Regions from separate parts of the Homo sapiens genome. Here all the other regions are linked to region 3. Evidence: chromatin contacts called from ENCODE Hi-C or POLR2A ChIA-PET data. All regions are on one chromosome and are shown on one strand. The core of a region is the stretch at or near the end of the contact, and the rest is flanking DNA. Distances in the headings are between cores, read along the strand shown. Region 1 has its middle 35 kb from the start of RGCC. Region 2 overlaps NAA16 (N-alpha-acetyltransferase 16, NatA auxiliary subunit). Region 3 holds the start of WBP4 (WW domain binding protein 4).

Region 1 (4,540 bases), core at 883-3,382, 430 kb before region 3:
TTATATAACCTCTCTTATCTGTGCACACGTGCTTGGTAAGGGAACAGCCTTCTGGACACAACTAATCTCTCAATCGGTCCTAGGTCCCCTTGAGATTATGGTGGCAGATTATATTTTGGGTTTGTGGAGCTATTTTCCCCATGGCACATTCACATCTCTGATTTCACCTTCCTGAAACGTTTTTGTTTGAGAGATGCAATGTTTCATCACTTAATCCTTTGGCCCCAGCCTCAGTTTTCTTGTCTCTGAAATGAGGCAGCTTAACTAGAGTGAGCTTTTTTGGATCAGCCCATTGGAGGCAGCATTGGTATCAGACACCAACAGCTCTCATCTTTGGAAGATGTGCTGCCAACTTACCTTCCAGGATCCTGAACTCCATTCTGCTTTAAGTTTGCTTTCCTTCAAGTCTACTTACCTCCCAGAAAACTCCCAAAAAACCCATCCTGTTTCCCAAATTCCTCTCTACTGCCCAAGTTATCCCAGGAACTTACTCTACACTCGTGCTTTCCTAAGAAGCAGGAGGCCCTCCCTCAGAATCCCCTCTGACAGTGGGTAATTCTGCTGCGCCCTTCCCCACCTAGGGCTCTCAGGGCCTCCTTCCTGTAGCTCCAGGCCTCACCTTCAAGATACCCTCAAGGGAAGGGTCACATTCTGGTCCTGCCCCTCCCAGACCTGATCTTGGCTGGGTGGGGGCTTCCTTTGGCTCCGAAGCCACAGCCAAGCCCTGACTCTTCTGGTTCCAGAACAGGCTTTGGCTCTGGGCCTAAGACAGCAGGTCACACACCTCCCAGGAGCCCAAGGGAATGGGCCCTTCCCATGTGCTGCATGAAACCCCAGTTAGGAACATAATCCTGTTCTGTAATGTCGACAAGCAAGGGCGAGCTTCCAGAGGCCGTCGTGCTGTTGCCAGCAGGACAGTCTGGTGAGTTGTTCAACACGAGATCATCTGGGGGCCCTGCCTTCTCCTATAGGTCTGCCAATCAAGACCAATGTCTTTGTCTTCTGTTCCCTCTAATTCATCACACACACACACACACAGGCACACGTGTGCACACACAGACACACACACACATGCATGTGCCCACAGTGTGCTAGCACAATGCCCTCAATGCGGCTTGGAAGACGGGGCTGACTTAGAGTCTTTGAGTTCCAAGAAAAGGTATTGATACAGTGTTAAGATCAGGGTTAGCCTTTTCCTCTACTGCCATTTGGGGTACCTGAAGTTCCACCATTAGATACTCATTCCTTTTGGCCTCAAAGTTCTCGCAGTCTTCAGAGGCCCCTGCTCCCCAAGTTAGTTATAAGTAGCTGCGGAAGGGGCTGTCATGGGCCTCCGGCACCAGTGTTGGCTCTGGATTAATTTATCAGATGCTTTGGTAGAGTGGAAACAAAGTCCTGGAGAATGGAAAGCAAAAAAGGCCTGCATGACGAGGCTGACCAGGCGAGGGGACAAGGCCAAGATGTATCCCACAGACACTGTGTCGTGGCCAGCCTACCTGGGCTGTGGAAGGGGTGGGAGTTTTCTCATTCATTCAATGGACATGGACTGAGTGCTTACTATGTACCAGGCACCATGCTCGCTGCCAGAGATGTGGTGGCAAGCCACAAGGCTCCTGTCTTTGTGGGGCTTATGGTCCAGTTACAGGAGGGTAGGGAGACATTAACCAAAACATCACACTACTGAACATGCCATTGCAAACCAAGATGAGTGCACTGAAGGAAGGTTCTACAAGAACACAGCACCAACAAACAATCTAGACGGATCTGGAAGACTCTGAGAAAGTGATGCTTGAGCTGATCCTAAAGAAGTAGAATTAACTAGAAAAACCGAGCAGAGTGGACATTCCAGGCAGAGGGAACTGAGTGTGCAAAGGCCCTGCAATGGAGCCACCTAACGCTGCCATTGTGGATAGTCATACTCCTTAACCTTCAGTAGACCCTGAACTTGAAGGAAAATGTTCCCTTCTAAAAATGTGTTTCCCTTTCCCTTTCCCTTCCATTCACCCCAGCACTTGATACCAAGCCATGAAGAGAAGGTGAGTTGTGCAGGAGAAAGCCTTAAAAAAAAACAAAACTTGCAGACAGCAGCTATGACAGCCGTTTCCTGTTTGGTGTCTGTCACTGCAAACCTTCTTAGTCAAATAAATTAACACAGGAAGGCATTTTGGAGAAGTACGTGCTTCTTGCACATACTGAAAATTCAAGAAAAATTCCATCTATTTTTCAGAGAAGAGCTGGCAGTCTGAGGATAAGGCCAGAGCCCACCAACTGTATGAACTGAACAGACCCCAGGCCATTTAGTCCGATTAACTTGGAGGAATCTGAGGCCCAGAGAGGGGAAGGGATCCAGTTCACAGCAGGACTGGGGCTTTCACCCTCTCTCCTGCCCCTTTGCCCAGTGTTTTTTCTCTGCCTTCCTCGCTGTGATTGCATTAGGCCAGATTTGCCACTTTCTTCTATCAGACAAGGAATAATGGGGCTAGAACTGCCCTCTGCAGCCACTGTAGGCAAAGCTTAATTTTACCTTGGGTACAGGAGCCCAATGTCCTTGTGGTATGAAAAGGAGGAGGAGGAGTGCCAGACACTTTTTCTTTTCTATATTTGATCATTGCAATGACCCTAGGAGACAGTGACTCACACCTACACTTTACAAATGAGGAAACAGAGCCTCTGAGAGGTTAAAGAGCTTGCTCAAGGTCACCCAGCTACTACAAGGCAGAGCTGGGATTTGAACCCTGTCTAGCCTGAAAGCTCATACTTTCTCCTCCTTTCCTCAGCCCAGACCCAGGGGGATGTTCCCATGGAGAAGCCTCCTCAGGATTCCCAACCTTGACTAATTGCCAATGGCCGCCCTTCTACTGCTCCTCATTTCAGACATGCCTCTCACATGTGGAACATGCAATGTAGCCTACCTCTGTCATGATCCCCCAGGGAAAAGGTATTCATTGGTTCTTCTGTCCCATTCTGGAGGCTGGCTGGTGTATAAATATTTGGGCTGGCACTAGAGCCTCTTACTCTTGGGTGTGTGCAGTATTTGTCATTTTGTTTTGCTCTAACTGTTCCTCCCTGAAATTAGAACAGAGAATTTCCAAACTCAAAAACATACCAGCTTTGCATGCACAATATTCTACCAGCTTCCCATATACAATATCCAGTCTCGTTCTGTTCCAGAAAAGCCCACTAGCTGACACTCTCCAAATAATAATCAGGCAGTTTGCAAGGCCATGGTCTCAGCACTCAGATCTTGGAGGAAGGGGAGTGCAATAGACCCCGCTGACTTGAGGTTACCTATAAAAGCATTTCCCAAGGCATGTTCCAAGGAACACTAATGACTCTGGATTATTGGTAGCTTTTTCATCAACAAACAAAACAAAAACCAAAAACAGACCAAATCTCTTAGCTGCAGGATTTCTCAAAGCCTTCAATATGCTGTGGCAGAGATAACTAGTTGTTCTCCAATAGTCATTCTCTTCCTCTTTCTTTAATAATAAAACTCTTAAATTTTAGCTGAACACATATATGCCAGCTAGATGCTTTTTCCTGGCCTCCCTTTCAGCTGGGAATGAGGATGTAAGATCTGAATAAGGGGATGTGAGCAGAAGTGAGGTGTCTCTTCTAGTCATGTTGTTTAAAGAAATAAGCCTATGTTTGACTTGCCATTTCTCCTTTCTGCTGGCTGGGATGTAAATGTGATGACAAGAGCAGGAGCAGCCACTTTGGACCAGAAAGCCACCTACTCAGCCTTGTACTAATCATCTCTGGATTGTTAGAAAGAAACTTCCATCTTGTTTGAGCCACTGTATCTTGGGGTCTTTGATCCAGAACTTAGACTGGCCCCTAAGTAATATAAGCACTAATATGCATAATGAATCTCCAAGTGGAGCCTATAGCATGCAGCATTTCTCAAGCACATATGACCTTAACAGCAATTTTTGCAAAACGAGTTAGGACTGTTCTCCTTGAAACATATCTTGGGAAACTCTGAAAATACTTTTTTCAACATTCCCAGAACTCCAAACTGTGACTGAGTCCACAGCCCATTTGCCCTTAAGTCATTATCCAAAAGAAGCTTATGGAGTACAAACTACCCGCGCCCCCTCCCCCACTCCACACACACACACACACACACACACACACACACACACACACACTCTCTCTCTCTCTCTCTCTCTCTCACACACACACACTTATGTAAAGAGATCCATTTCTTTTCCCAAAACCACTGACTTTCTCTTCACAACAAGCCACAAAGCTTCACACCTTACACTTCTGACTTGGGGAGTCCAGATCCCAGGAGCTCGTGAAGAAACAGCAGCCAAACACAGTTAGATCTTCCATTCCAGAAGAGACTAATAATAAAAGTTACAGTGAAAATGAACAGCTGCTGGTGCCATGATGAAAAAAAAATTGCCCAAAGCAGATACAGGTTCCCAAGCATGAATAAGAACCAGATCCAGGTAATGGAAAAATTAAGTTTTGAAAACAAGTCAAGAGCTTATTTGGCTAACAAAGAAAATATTCCCACAACTAACATATTTGA
Region 2 (4,165 bases), core at 424-2,923, 290 kb before region 3:
TTACCTGAGTTCTATCCTGTTCCCCATCCTGTACCCTCTAACTACAGAGGAGCAGAAAAGAAATATCAAGCTCTCAAAATGGATTTCAGAAGGGAAGACATACTTGTGTAAAAATGAGGAGGAAAGAGTGAATATACCCACACTACATCAAAACAAACAGGTTTCCTAGCATAGCTGATCAAATGACATGCAAACATACTATAGCACACATTAAAACACAAATAATAAAATAAAGGCAATGAGTTAAGCTTCTACTCTGTTCCTCTTATATAAACTATATTTCAAGGGAACCAAGTATTTGATGAAGGAAAGTTCTTTATAAGAAAAATTCCAGCTAACGAATGCAGAAATTATTAGAATCAACAAGGGATCTAGGCAATGATCTTCAATTGCTGAGAGGCCAATGAGGAATTTTTGTCTTGTTCTATCACCAACACTGGAGTGCAGTGGCATGATCATAACTAACTGTAGCCTGGAACTCCTAGGCTCCAGTGATCCTCATGCCTCAGCTTCACAAGTAGCTGGGACTACAGGTGAGAACCACCGAACGTGGCTAATATTTTAATTTTTTGTAGGGACAGGGTCTCACTTTGTTGCCCAGGCTGGCCTCCAAATCCTGGCTTCAAGAGATCTTTCTGCCTCAGCATCCCCAAAAGTGTTGGGATCACAGGTGTGGAGCCACCGTGCCCCCACGCCGTCATGGACCTTTTTAATGAGTATAACAGGCTGACAACATCTGAATCTTTATCAATCTTAACATCAAAAAAGAGAGAAAACCAGAATGTCTCAAGCTTCCTGACATGACACAACAGGAAGCACAAAGCACCACCCGTATTTAAACAGAACCTGAATCTAATCCAGCAAGTAAACCTAACTATAACTTACAAGTATGAATGACAGTGAAATACAGCAAATGATACCATGAGAAAGGCAATCAACCAAATCTAGAATATGGGATATGTAAGACAAATGACCTTTCAACAAATGACTGTTTTTTTGAAAGGGAGGGGAGAGTTATTGTTCTAGATTAAAATAATGAGACATAACCATCAACTTATGGAGATATAACAACCAATTATTTGGTGTGAACCTTAACTGGATCTATACTCAAATAAACCAAACACAAAGACTTCTTTTGGATAATGGGGGAAATGTGAATGCGGACTGGGTATCAGATATTATGTTATGAGGTTTTGTGTGACATGGCACTGCGATGACTTCTTCTGTTTACGTGTTTTAAATAGAGATGCACACTAAGATTGGGTATCAGATATTATGTTATGAGGTTTTGTGTGACATGGCACTGCGATGACTTCTTCTGTTTACGTGTTTTAAATAGAGATGCACACTAAGATATTTACAGATGAAACAGTAAGTCTGGAATGTGCCTTAAAAAAACTCATAGAGGGTGTGGCAGCTCACACCTGTAATCCCAGCACTTTCGGAGGCTGAGACAGGCAGATTGCTAGAGCTCAGGAGTTCAAGATCAGCCTGGACAACATGGCAAAATCCCACCTCTAGAAACCTCCCCCAAACCCCCGCGTGTGCGCGCGTATGCACACACACACACACGCACACAAAATCAGCTAGGCATGGTGGCACACGCCTGTAGTCCTTGCCACTCAGCAGGCTGAGGTGGGAGGATCACTTGAGCCCAGAAGTTCAGCTTGCGCAACACAGTGAGATCCCCTCTCTTAAAAAACATCAGAAAAATACTCAGAGTAATGACATGTAAGAGACACATAAGGAACCCGGAAGTTACTTTGTGCATGACTGAAAACATTCTAGTGTTTTCTAAAGTAACTTGCCTTGATTTATATATGCTCCTACAAATATAGAAACAAAGGACCAAACTAAAGAGGATTAAAAGTAATAAGAGGGTAGAAAAAGCAGAGAATTTAGGGATTCAGGAAAAACAGGTTCCAATATAAACTAACTACATGGTCTTAGGCAAGCCATTCAACCTCTCAAGTATGTTTCCTCATGTTAAAACAAGGTTAAGCCCAGGTGTGGTGGCTCACGCCTGTAATCCCAGCACTTTGGGAGGCTGAGGCGGGTGGATCACGAGGTCAGGTATTCGAGACCAGCCTGGCCAACATGGTGAAACCCCATCTCTACTAAAAATACAACACTTAGGCAGGAGTGGTGGCAGGCGCCTGTAATCCCAGCTACTCAGAAGGCTAAGGCAGGAGCATCAGTTGAACCCAGGAGGCGGAGGTTGCAGTGAGCCAAGACTGTGCCATTGTACTCCAGCCTGGGTGACAGGATGAGACTCCGTCTCAAAAAACAAACAAACAAACAAAAAAACCGCACAAGGTTAACTCCCATCTCATAGGATTATGGAAAATTTAAATTAAGTAAGATTGAAAGTGCTCTCATTTCATTCACCAATTTGAAAGCCATTTATTAAGTAGCCATTAGGTAGCACACACATAATATACATAAAAGAGCATTACTGTGATTAAAAATGAAATGAGTAATCAAATTCCAATTCAATCTAATTTAAACTTACCATATGGGCTAAAAAAGTCACACGTTTTAAGAGAGGCTTCATAATTAGTAACAAGTTCCTGGATTATAGAAACCTGTTAAAGAAACATATTTTTAAAATTTAAAAATATCTTCTTGAAGGTATTTTTACCTATTATGGTTTAAATTACATTTGGAAAATATACAGCTTATTTCAGAACTATAAATTAATTAAAAGACTAGGGTATCTGCTTTGTCCCCATTCCTAACATGAGTATTTCCCCGCTTTGGAGAAGGGGTGGAAAAAAACACAAAATAATGGACATTGCTATATATATGGACCACTCACAAGACAAAAAAAAAAAAAAAAAAATGGACCACTCCTATAAGGGACACATTATATAAATATTCAGATTTTCTAAAATGTCATGCATTGCAAAAAAGTGAAATGATTCAAGGTTTGAAAATAAGTGAAATTAAAAATGACTCTTTTGCTTATTATTGTTAGCAATCCTACAATATAATAATTGTATTGTACTTACTATAATTACGGGGTTTCTTAACCAATTTACTTATCTACCTACTACAAAATAAGGTCTGGTGCTCACTTCAGCAGCACGTATACCAAAATTGGAACAGTAAGAGATTGGCATGGCGCCTGTGAAAGGATGACACACACATTCATGAAGCGTTCTATATTTTAAAAGGAATATTTCTTCATTGTTTTGTGAAAACTGGGGCTTTGACATCTTTATTTTCAGAAAAACAATTATATTTCTCTTATTTCCCTACGCCTCTTTACAAACTAACCAAAATTCACTATGGTTCCCCTCACACTGAAGTGGTCATGTGTCACAAACTCAACAGATTTTTGCATATATGGCTACAAAAGAAACCTCTTCACGCATACCATTTAATATAAGAAGGTATAATTTAATTAGCTTTATTTTGAATCCGGATTACTCCTCATGCCACAAAGACACAGGACAGTGTCCATGAAACCACTGATCATCCTAGACACTAGTCAAAACACAAGGCCAAACTGTAACACTTTTCAGGCCTACATGATAGCTTTCTCACATGATGCTGCAGTATACGGCAGGATCTCTAGTAAAGTTCAATGGACAATGTGGAAATAAGGTAGGACTATACATTAACAGTAAGGAACATGTGTAAATAAGAGAAAAAGCAGAATGTGAAAAAAATTTACACATACTATGACTTCACTAAAACATGTATGTACAGACACCACATACTCAATGAAAATATGACCAGACATTAGGGTAGTAGAAAATGGGTACATTCTTTGTGTTTTCTTTTTTAAAAAACAAAGATTGTTTAATTTAAAAACAATGGTTCTGAAAGTGTTATCTTCAGATCATTAATAATACTGTTAAACATTAGTGTCACCATCATGTGGCAATTTGTTAGAAATATTCTGTACAATCTGTTTTGGGGTGTGTGTGTGTGTGTGTGTGTGTGTGTGTGTGTAAGAGACAGGGTCGCCCTCTGTCACCTAGGCTGGAGTGCAGTGGTGTGATAGTCGCTCACTGTAGCCTTGAACTCCTGTGCTCAAGCAATTGTCCCACCTCAGCCTCCCAAGCAACTAAGACTACAGGCATGTATTACCATGCCCTGATAATTTTTTTTTTTTTTTTTAAGAGACAAAGTCTCACTACATTGCCTAGGCTTGTCT
Region 3 (4,542 bases), core at 878-3,377:
TCACAAAATTCATTTTACAGCCTAGGTACCTCCAAGAAAGAGAGACTTTAAGTGACCTGTGTGGTTTTAAAAATTCATGGTATTTATTTATAAGGATAGCCTAGGTAAAATAGTGAAGAACTTTAGCAACTATCCAAAAAGACCAAAACATCAAAAAAAAATCCAAATCCTAAACACCTTGCAGGTAACAGGAAATAAATGTCTACAGAAGAAATCCACAGCATTGTTAAAATATGAGACTACTATTCTTTGTGCATCCAACTTTGCCAAGTAAAAACGGTATCAACATAAAATATATTTAACAGATACCCTAGTGTTTATGTGGTATGTACATAGTATTTTGACATGCAAGAGGGGAGAAAAATCAGCGGTGTGCTTTTTGCTTTACATCTTCAAAACTGGATCTCAACTATGAGACAGACTAACAACATACCTAACAGAGTTGTTACTTTGTTTCATGAGAAAGGAAATAATGGTGTTCTTTCAAATTTAAGCATCTAAAGATACACAGCTCTGCATTAAATACACTTGATTATTTCTAGACCACAAAATATACAAGAAAAACTAAACATGTTGCTTTTATTTTTTAAGGGCTTTCCACAATTCTTTGGGTATGACAGTATTATGAACACCACCATTATAATATAGGTGCTTCATAACATGAATGATATGACCAACTCATTGCCCATTTCCCAAAAGGCCACAGAGAAATAATTTAATATATAATCAAAGTCAGGTTGATGAAAAGGAAGAAGGCTCACAGCTTTCATAGGGGACTGAGAAGACAGAAATCTTCTGATGTTTTGAAAATGCAAGAGCAATGTACATAAAAGTGCTTTGTAAACTGAGTTTACATCAAAAAGGAGCACTTCATTCAACACAATTATTATTAGAATCTCTAACAGCGGAATTATCATACAGGCCTATTGTCTGCTATCCAGCACTTGCAGTAATCACAGAATTTCTTTGGCTGTGACTTCCAGTAGTCCGCCCTGAAAAAGAGAGACAACAAGGCTAAGCTCATGTAAAACTTAAAAAAGGTTAAATTCTGCATGCTTTACAGTTTTTAAAGTTTGAAATATATGCCCCTGCTACTGAATCTTGTCTTGTTATGTATAGTCGTTTTATTATTTATCTGGTTGGAGCACAGTCAATTGAAATTCTGTTGCCAGCGGAGTAGAAAAAGTCTGTATCTGATTCATTACAAAACTCCCTTCAATAAAATGGCTTTCAAAAATTCCTCACTTGTTATCGTCATCGTTATGAAAAACTAAGGAACATCTTAGAAGAACATTTATCCTTTCTGGCTTTGGGGGAGGTTGCTGTAATGGAAACCTGAAGAAACTCATAAAGTTTGCCTTAAATCAAGTTATTCCCACCAAGAGAACAACGTACAAGACTACTCTGGGGAAAACTGTAGTTCCTCCCAGACTCTCAGTTAAAACAAACTGTTCTTGAGCCTCAAGGCAAGAGAGAACTGGAAAAGCCATGGGACTTCGTAGACGGCCGACAAAAAAAAAAAAAAAAAAAAAAAAAAAACCATTACGCTATCCAGGGCTGGCCGCTTCCAGTGGGCGGGGGAGGCCGCAGCCCAGCCCTAGTTTCACAATACCCTAGGGTTCAGGGGCTTCGGAAACCCAAGGGGTGCATGCGACCCCCGACAGCGTCGTAGAGAGAGCACTGCGTCGCTTCACCCGCGGCCGTCCAACCAGCCCCCTGAACCGGCCGCCGGCCTCCCCCTAGAGCCCGTGCCCCATACCCCAGGGCGTTCAGCGGGGTAACATTTCTACCCCGCCCTGAGAACCGGCCCTGCAGGTCTGGGGCCGGTCCCGAGCGAGTTAAGAACGCGTCTGTCACGCCCCCGGCCGAAGGGCGGGAGGAGAGGAGGGGAAGACCCGGGCGAGAAAGGGCGGCCCAGAGAAACAACACCTCGTTGTTCAGGGCCTGAGACCCAACTCACATGACTGCGCCAGCCGCTCTGCAAGTCGTCCAGGGTTCCACTCAGACTCGCGCTTTCCCAGCGGGACGAGTCGAGCTCTTCCAGCCGCCCGATGCCCACCCGAACCTCCCTCCGATCCAGACACCTTACTCAGTCCCCGGGACCAGCGTTCCGCTGTTCCCAACTACGGGTGCCCAGACGATCCAATCCGCGTTCGAAATCGCCTCCTCTCCCCTCCCCCTACAGGGGCGGTACTCCCGGCTCCAAAGAGGTGGGGTCGGTATAAAGGGGTTGAGGTCACCGGGAAGGGGTAAAAGCGCGACGGGACCTGAGCTGAAGGACGGGATCTCAAGCCTCAAGTCCCTGCGCCATCCCGCCGTCTCTGTGTCCTCCCCTGGGGCCCAAAACCTCCATCCTCCTTCTAGGCTCGCTGGCTCAAGGCCAAGGAGCTCAGCGCGCCGCCTCCGCCCGGAACGCAAACAGCTGTTCCCAGAGACGTCTCCGCTCTCAACTTTGCCAACTACTCCGCACGCACTTTGACCAGCGGAGCAACCGGGACCTGTGGGTCGGGGTCCTCTGGCGGAGTTAAAAAAAAAAGAGGTGAAACTGCGGGACCGGCGCTGCGAGTCGCTAGGCTTCGCCTCAAACTTTGCTGTTGCAGCGGAGCGGCCCCGCCCCTCCTCTCCCCTACGACGCCCACGCGCTCGGATGGGGCTTGTTCCCTAGCTCGGGAGCGTGTGGGCAGCAGCAGCGGCGGCGGCGGCGGCGGCGGCGGCGGCGGCAGCAGCAGCTTCAGTAGCGCAGAGGCGGCGGTGGCGAGAGGTGCGGCGAAGGAGGCAGAGGCACTTATGCTTGTCAGGTGGGTCACGGCAGTTTCTCATAGCACTTCCCATATGGTCTAGCGGTTAGGATTCCTGGTTTTCACCCAGGTGGCCCGGGTTCGACTCCCGGTATGGGAACGCTTCCTTATTTTTCTTTTTTTTTGCAACTATCGGTTTGGAGGGCTGACTTTTTAAATCTTGTGTTCTGGCTCCTTTCTTGTCCCCGTCTGGGTGAGTTTGTAGAAAATAAGCATTACTGTAGTTAGTGGCGCCAGGAGCTGGGCTGCGGCTTTTGGAGCCTCGAGTGCCACGCCGTGCCTGCTGGAGAAGCGAATGCGCTTCCGATCCTTCTCCCTCCCGCCTCCGGCTCACGGGGCTGGTGGGCCCTGAGGGAGTTTCACTTTCCCCTGGGCTGCTCCCCCGCCCCTCCGGCCCGTAGTTTTCCAGACGCCCGGGAGGTGATGATTAACTCCGGCCTTGCGTTATCTCCTCCCAGCGCCCCCGTCCGGCCCACACCCTCTTCAGCCGCTCTTGCGACTCTTCCTATGCAGGACGGGCTGACCCCCCTGCCCTGGGCGCCCCAGAGCCCGCGCCCGGACCAGTAGCTCTAGTGGTTCTCTGGCCGCAGGGTATTTACGAGGCCCCACGGAACACAGTGTGCCTTCCGCGCCCTCCCGGGGGGACGCGCTTTCCCGGCCGCGCAGCCGCCCGGCGCCCCTTTCCGCCGCGTGTGCGCTCGCGTCTCCACCCGCGGCGCCTGAGCAAGCGCGAGGCCGGCCTGCGAGGTCTTCCCAACTTGACTTAAGGGGCGCTGGTCGCAGTCACGGAAAGTACCCTCGAAAAAAGGCCTTTGGGAACGAGAATCTTTTTTCTTTCCCTTTAAAAATACACACCACGAGCTATGGAGGAGAAAAATACCACTCTGATGAGATGGCTTTAAATAAGTATATCGACTTTCCAAAGGGTCTAACATTTTGAGCGCGGTTGATTTAAAGAAAAAAATTGATTAAAACAACGGCAAAACATCCTGGGGTGGAGGTGGGGCTTGGGAAAGAGAAAATTGGCTGGAGACTGGGGAGGGGACGTTAAAACAAAGTTTCACTGTATTTTTAAATATAGAAGCCCTGTGTTTATTACAAAGAAGGGACAGCTGTGTCAGCAGCATGTGAGCTGTAAATGAAACAAAAGCGTTATCTTAAATGCAAGCTGAAATTAGAAAATAGGGTCGGCTATAATGTTTATTGGGCCTCTGGGAACAAACGAAGAAGGAAAAAGTGACTCTTGTAGATGGGTTTCTGGTCAGTGCCATTACTGAAAGCAGATGTTTTGGTTGTTAGTATGTGTGTTCCCAGACTATTTTGTAGCTTTAACTGCACAGTAAATTTGTTAATGTGATCTGCGTGATTAAGGATTAATTAGGCTTACCTTGTTAAAAAGAAAGAAAAAGCCTAAGTATTTTAAATCGTCTTCATTAATTCAAATATTTGTGTGTTTGCTACACACCAAGCACCACCACATGCTTTTGAAGTTACTGATGTTTGTATTCTTTATGTTAGCTAGTGGATAGAATACTGAATGGAATAATATTTTGGTCTTTGTGATTAGCTGTGTGATGAGACTTTTCACCTTCTCTGTTCTCTGGCTTTAGAGCCATACATTTTTGATAACACGTATCACTCACAAATTTTAAATAGAGTTACAAGAATTGTTGAGCGATTCCTGAATAGATAATGAAAGTGGAATTTTCATTTAAATAAGTAATAGTGTGTCATTATTAAGAAG

The links. A loop is a pair of places that touch in the nucleus more often than their neighbours do. ChIA-PET counts read pairs that join two places held with the same protein, here RNA polymerase II (POLR2A). Pooled maps may share reads with other maps.
Region 1: a loop to region 3 is called in a pooled map, with 18 times the contacts of the local background. The contact joins the enhancer-like site here to the promoter of WBP4 in region 3. A Hi-C loop is called at or near these places in 1 of 168 maps with a recorded cell type or tissue (OCI-LY7), 1 of 37 single-sample maps with no recorded cell type and 8 of 50 pooled maps. POLR2A ChIA-PET finds 5 or more read pairs at or near these places in 3 of 52 experiments (CD4-positive, alpha-beta T cell, OCI-LY7 and activated naive CD4-positive, alpha-beta T cell).
Region 2: a map of CD8-positive, alpha-beta T cell shows a loop between it and region 3 (2.7-fold over the local background). The contact joins the enhancer-like site here to the promoter of WBP4 in region 3. A Hi-C loop is called at or near these places in 2 of 168 maps with a recorded cell type or tissue (CD4-positive, alpha-beta T cell and CD8-positive, alpha-beta T cell), 2 of 37 single-sample maps with no recorded cell type and 9 of 50 pooled maps. POLR2A ChIA-PET finds 5 or more read pairs at or near these places in 6 of 52 experiments (CD4-positive, alpha-beta T cell, CD8-positive, alpha-beta T cell, H1 and 3 more).

The regions. Positions count from the first base shown.
Region 1 is chr13:41,490,648-41,495,187 of GRCh38, reverse strand. No RefSeq gene overlaps it. Among named protein-coding and RNA genes, the nearest start is that of RGCC, 35 kb to the right of the region's middle. Within about 2 kb of position 2,132, at least 10 of the 41 ENCODE cell types and tissues checked have a DNase peak (open chromatin) inside an H3K27ac peak, as active enhancers do; they include CD4-positive, alpha-beta T cell and OCI-LY7, where a contact is called at or near this core.
Region 2 is chr13:41,353,564-41,357,728 of GRCh38, reverse strand. It overlaps NAA16 (N-alpha-acetyltransferase 16, NatA auxiliary subunit), which reads right to left. Exons shown (of 20, transcript NM_024561.5): 10 at 2,513-2,585. It also overlaps the pseudogene RNU6-57P. Among named protein-coding and RNA genes, the nearest start is that of NAA16, 44 kb to the right of the region's middle. Within about 2 kb of position 1,673, at least 5 of the 41 ENCODE cell types and tissues checked have a DNase peak (open chromatin) inside an H3K27ac peak, as active enhancers do; they include CD4-positive, alpha-beta T cell and CD8-positive, alpha-beta T cell, where a contact is called at or near this core.
Region 3 is chr13:41,059,094-41,063,635 of GRCh38, reverse strand. WBP4 (WW domain binding protein 4) reads right to left here and starts at 2,127. Exons shown (of 10, transcript NM_007187.5): 1 at 1,961-2,127; 2 at 920-992. The coding sequence starts at 1,962. TRE-TTC1-2 (tRNA-Glu (anticodon TTC) 1-2) reads left to right here and starts at 2,827; the gene lies at 2,827-2,898. It also overlaps a transcript of ELF1 not described here. RefSeq lists a silencer at 3,333-3,512.